Regions from separate parts of the Homo sapiens genome. Here region 1 is linked to region 2. The links are chromatin contacts, found by Hi-C or POLR2A ChIA-PET in ENCODE. All regions are on one chromosome and are shown on one strand. Each heading gives the region's core, a stretch centred on a gene start or an enhancer-like site at or near the end of the contact. The rest is flanking DNA. Distances are from core to core; before and after follow the strand shown.

What was found. A loop is a pair of places that touch in the nucleus more often than their neighbours do. ChIA-PET counts read pairs that join two places held with the same protein, here RNA polymerase II (POLR2A). Pooled maps may share reads with other maps.
Region 1: a loop to region 2 is called in a map of endothelial cell of umbilical vein, with 5 times the contacts of the local background. The contact joins two enhancer-like sites. A Hi-C loop is called at or near these places in 5 of 168 maps with a recorded cell type or tissue (Calu3, MCF 10A, PC-3 and 2 more) and 2 of 50 pooled maps. POLR2A ChIA-PET finds 5 or more read pairs at or near these places in 2 of 52 experiments (MCF 10A and PC-9).

The regions. Positions count from the first base shown.
Region 1 is chr12:69,066,814-69,069,902 of GRCh38, reverse strand. No RefSeq gene overlaps it. Among named protein-coding and RNA genes, the nearest start is that of TODL, 61 kb to the right of the region's middle. RefSeq lists an enhancer at 841-2,040. Within about 2 kb of position 1,327, at least 4 of the 41 ENCODE cell types and tissues checked have a DNase peak (open chromatin) inside an H3K27ac peak, as active enhancers do; they include PC-3, where a contact is called at or near this core.
Region 2 is chr12:69,023,252-69,025,971 of GRCh38, reverse strand. TODL (transcript overexpressed in dedifferentiated liposarcoma) reads right to left here. Exons shown (of 3, transcript XR_001749099.2): 3 at 641-1,112. Among named protein-coding and RNA genes, the nearest start is that of TODL, 17 kb to the right of the region's middle. RefSeq lists an enhancer at 615-1,814. Within about 2 kb of position 1,396, at least 6 of the 41 ENCODE cell types and tissues checked have a DNase peak (open chromatin) inside an H3K27ac peak, as active enhancers do; they include PC-3, where a contact is called at or near this core.

The sequences.
Region 1 (3,089 bases), core at 78-2,577, 44 kb before region 2:
ATTGTGTTCTTCAGGGGCCTGGCACATGATGACATCTAACACCCATGGCCAACAGCATTCATAATCACCAATACGCAGCATCATACTCTGTCTACTGGCAATTCCCAGAGATCCAAGAAATATGTAAAACACTGGCTAGAAAGTGTTCTTGTGGCACGAGGCGGTGCTCATCAGGTGGCTTTAGGGTGCACTGGTCACCTGTTACGTGCAGGTCTCCTGGAGGACCTGAGTCCCTGCCCCAGCTCAGCCCACACCACCTCTGTCACCCTGAGACTTATAACCAGGCCAGGCGCGATGGCTCATGCCTATAATCTCAGCACGATGGGAGGCCGAGGCGAGTGGATCACTTGAGGTCAGGAGTTCAAGACCAGCCTAGCCAACATCTCTACTAAAAATATACAAAAATTAGCTGGGCGTGGTGGTACACGACTGTAGTCCCAGCTACTTGGGAGACTGAGGCAGGCGAATTGCTTGAACCCGGGAGGTGGAGGTTGCAGTGAGCTGAGATCGCGCCACTGCACTCCAGTCTGAGTGACGGAGCAAGACCCCAGCTCAAAAAAAAAAAAAAGGCCATTGAGTCCCTGTCTCTTCAGTAGTACTCTCCTTAAGGTCATTGGGAGGATTAAATGAGATAGTGTAATGTACATTAAAGTCATTTATAAATATTTCTAAATGATTTATAAATTATTTCTAAAACCAAAATAGCCCAGACCTCACCAGACGCAGCCTGTGAGTGGCAACAAGTCACACTGACATTCGTGCTGAATTATAATGATGGGCTACTTAAGAAGGAATGCTTGTGGCTGCCCTGAGTCTAAATACAAAAGCCGCCTTGCCTTTGGAAGCAAGGTAGAGGTGGGAAGACTGGCCCTATCACCACCCAATGCTGCGCATGTCGTCTAGATTCCCAAAGCTGCAAGCTTGCAAACTAGGTGCTTTGGTTTGGGCTCTGGAGAAACCCCTCCAGCCAGTGTGAACCTGTATGAGTGTTGGGGGGTGGGGAGGGGGAGCAAAATAGATGGGACTTTATGCCTTCCCCTTCTATTTTCTTTATCCGCCCTCCACCATCTCTCTCCCAGGCCAGACACAAAATTCTTCTCTTCTTCTGCTCAAAAACCGAACTCTCCCAAGCATTCACTTCTGCAAGCAGTTACCTGAAGGAGTCACCATCTATAAACAGCTCCTGTCTGAATGGCATTGAGGCACAATAGGGCACCCTGCCACAGAGATATACAGGGTTATCATGCCCACCTCCTGACTCACTCCTTTCTCATTTGATCCTGAGAAACAGGAAGTAAAAGGCCACAATAATTGGAAATGACCTGACTTCCCATCCATTTAACACTGAGTCACCGAGTCCTTAGGTGCTCTCCTCAGTTAAAGTTTTACCATGATGACTTTTGCTGTTGTTGCTGCTTCATTTTGATTGGTGAATGAAATGGCTCCCCCAAAACCTTAAGTAAGTTCTTGAGTGATGTGTGTATGGTTGCTTGTTTTAAAATCAGTGTTATTATTTGATTATAAATTCTTCTATGAAAGAAGTTGAAAGGAAGACTCCAGGCAAGAGACCCACGGAGTTATTTAAGGATTATAGACTTATTTTCAAGGCAGTTATGCTAAATTATGGATGATGCACTCCCTGGAAGACAATGTGAGCCTCTCTAGAAAAGGCAAGTGTTTCTCTTTTAGGTAAGTTGACAATTTATGTCTGCCCTCCGGTGACTTTAAAATCACACAAAAGACTATTCTATTTATTAATTGTCAAGAATTTTTTTAAAGCTCCCAGGGCTAAATTATATATGTCCCCTTCCAACCAGGATAATTAAATAATAGAATACAGTATATCGGGTCCTGGTGGGGTGGACAGCAGAGCTGCCGACCAAACACGCTGGGACCTCACTTGGCCTGAGAACTATCCGAGAGCACTTTTTTTTTTCTTTTAAAACCCAGTTTAGGAGGCTCATTTACGAGCCTATGCAAATCAGACATTCCTCAGTGTTTGCTTCTGAATTATTCATTTGTATCCCTCATCCTACTACTCAGGAAACAGAACAAGAATTTACCAAATAATAACTTGAATGAAGTTGTCTGTCCCAATGCCCAAGACATCGCACAAAATTTGAAGTTTTCTCCAGGGGCATGGGTGTGTCAGGGTGTGAACTTATAAATGATTCTCTCTTGCACAAAACATGTAATTAGAAATTCCATATCAGATATGCCTACTTCAGATGGTGCAACCAAAAAGAATCATAATGACATTTGTATTAAAATGTAACAAATAATCTATTATGAATCTTGCTTCTCTTTTTCATAATTGCCCACCATTTACAAAATGCGTGTCTAGGCAAATCAAGCTCCTCAACAGAGTATTAAAAAGTATAGGCTTTACTTGTTTTATAAAGCCAAGCCATAACTGTAACAGCTAGTAATAACAGCTGCCATTTTATAGAACACTGGCTTACTATTCACAGGGCACCGTCCTTGCATTTTACACTCACGATCTCATTTAACCTCCTGCCAACCCTCGAAGTAGGTACTGTTATTTTGTCTGTTTTACAGATGGGGAAACCAAGGCTCAGAAAGGTCAAGCAACCTGCTCAGGTTGACCAATAGTAAAGTCTGGATAGGGCACTTACATAGAGTTGCGTAAGTCACTCACTGCCCCAAAGGCACTGGCAGCCAAAGGAATAAATAGAGGCCAAAATCCAGCCTGTGTTTCACTTGCCCAGCCACATGCTGGCAGGGCTGCACCCACTAGAGGGGACACCTTCCTCTAACATGAACAAAGGCACTAAATGGGCTAGCAGCAGCCGTGGGGCTGGAACCCGGCATCAAACCCACTGAGCTGATTCCACAGCCCCTGTGCTTCACACTAGACTGACTACCTTGCCACATACATTTTCCTACCTCAGAGGGGCCCATAAAGGTCACACACTATTCCATTATTTTCTACTGGCTGGGCTTGGGGATGGGCATAGGAGGAGGTTGAGTTTATCCCCAAAAGGAAGGGGATAGATACCCTGTAACTCTGGAGTAGCCTGGTTTTCTGTTTTAGTGTGAAGGGTAGTGACTGGGAGCAGCAGCAGAGC
Region 2 (2,720 bases), core at 147-2,646:
TGGGTTGCCTTTTCACTCTTTTGACAGTATATGTGAGAGTTTGAATTATCATAACAACTCGTATGTGAGTTTATGTGTGTTAGATGTGAGCTACCTAATACTCCTTCAATAAAACTCTTCCTGCCTCAACAGTTAGGGTGGCCTCTGTTGTCTGCAATCAAGAACTCTGATTGATACATTCAGTGAAGACAATTATATTATACTTGGCAATATTTCCTTAAAAGGTAGTGTTTTATGAGAAACCCTTAATTTCAATTGGGACTTTTGTACCAATGTTTATTGCTCCTAACCTTCCAATGTTTGTAAAACTGGTTTAATAGAATTTTTATGTCACAAAGGGGGTACAATGAAGATTATAAAACTAATAGATGAAATCTAGACACAAAAAAGTAAAACTCTGAATAAGAAACCATAACTGAAATGGCACATTTAATTGTAGGAGTTTAACTCCGCATACACTCGATTTTGCTGCAACTGGACAAGAAAGAGATACATTTCTGAGAAAAAAGCAAAGAAAATCAAGTCCCAGTAGTCTAAGTTTTTAGAGCAGAAATCCTAAGAGTATCTCAAAAGAAGCGAGATTGTTGATCATGGAAGTGATTGATTATCATGAGGTTAACACACCTTGGAGGAGATGGAGATAAGCAGGTAGAGAAGGAGGTAAATGCTCCAGGCCCAAGGTAACAATTCAGGATTCTAATCTCAGTTATTTCACTTACATGCTGAGTAAGTTATTCATTCAGAGCTGCTCCTATTAATTCCAGCCAATGATTATACTCTTAAAAAAACAAGGTGCGCAAATTAGAATGCTTGCTTTCTTGTTATTTATGCATGTTCTCTGTCTATCCCACACAGCCATGTGAGTAATAGTGACCTCATCACAAAAAAGAAAAAAAGAAAAAAAAACTCGCATAAACTCTGCTACAGGAATGCACGTGTTTTTCGGACCCAGACTTTTTTTTTTCCTGTTTGATTTATCTCTCTATTATTGGAGATTTTACTTTTTCTTCCTGGTTTGCACATGCTGGTCTTATCAAGAGAGAAGTACTTCTGTCCCATGTTCACCACTTCCATAGAAACAATTCTCTCCAATCTTTCTAATATGAGAAAAGCTGGAAGACAGAAATGAAAAAAACAATTTAAATTGGAATAAAGATTTTTGTTTTTTTTAAAAGCGCACATCCACTTCAGCTGACAAGATGATTCCTGAAGAAATCAGAACAGACAAAGAAGCAAGACAGAGAGAATAGGTAAGCTAGTATTAAGTGAAAGGTTGACAGGGAAGTCAGTTCTCTTCGGAGCAAAGCACACCCTGGCAGAGATGAGCGGGCGTTTAACTCTCCAAGTCCACACCCAGTGGAGTGCGTCACCCAGGCTCTTACCTTTCGTAGCTGAAGAACGCCTTGTGCAATGACCTGTGCCACAGCCAGCTAATGACATGCAGCATCAGGCATCTGAGAAATAATTAACTGCCTGCCCTTCATTTTCAGCCTACAATTAGACAACTGTGGCTGCAATTGTGTGTGCAGTTTTCCAACAACAAATAATTGTGGCTAAAGGCATGCTTGCATTGTGAAAGGGAGACATAATTGGGACCCCCCTTTAATAAGTTAGTACCTAAAATGTAAGCAAGTATATAATTTGGCTAGTGGAAAGACAACCCTGACTTTTTTTAATTACATTTTTATATTTTAACAAATGCTTTCCCTAGCCCATTTGCAGACCTCACTGCAGCATTGTTGGCATAGAACAATCATAATTAAACTATAAGTAAGAAATGCCACATCACAGATGAACCAACACTGAATCCTAGCAGACTGTAGGGTACCCTGTATTCATTGCAGAAGAGGCACCAATAAAGGCCCAAAAAGCAAAGGACGCAAATTATTTCATTCTACTTGAAATATTAACAGAGTCAACCGCAGGGCACCCAGCACAGTGCCCAACACGTGGAAGACACACATGTCTCTAATTGATGCTGTGTTGAGTCCCCTTCCTTGTGCTCCCGCAGCATTTAAAAGGTGGCTTTACTTTAGCCCTTAGTGCTTCCTGTCTTCTTTCCGTTTGCTTGTTTGTCTGTCTGTCTCCCCCACTGTCCTGTGAGCTATTGGAAGGAAACATCCATGTCTTTTTCATCCTTTATTTTCCTGAGCATATTTCTGTCTCTGGTGTCAGAAAGCCACATTAGCCTCTGTCAAACAAAACAAAACAAAACAAAATGACAGGAAAACGGGGAGCTCTTAGTAGGATTCCCTTTCTTTCCTCCATCTCATGGGGCTGCCTCCTTTAGGGAGCTGGCCTCGTTCTCTCTGCTGCAGGTGGGTGTTCTCTATGTGGGTGATAGCATAAGCGGATGGCTCTTCAGTCAGACTGCCTCAGCTTGAAGCTGGTTCCACTACTTACTTAGAATAAATTACTTAAGCTCTTTGAGTCTCAGTTTCCTCATCTGTAAAACAGAGACAACAACAATAATAATACCTACCTACCCTATAAGGTGGTTGTAAAGATTAAATGAGATGATAATACACAAGCAGAGCCAGGCATGGTGGCTCATGCCTGTAATCCCAGCACTTTTGGAGGCCGAGGCAGGAGGATCACCTAAACCCAGGAATTCAAGACCAGCCTGGACAACATAGTAAGACCTTGTTCTACTAAAAATAATAAAGTTAACCAGTCACAGTGATGCATGCTTGTACCAGCTGCTTGGGAGGTTGAGGCAG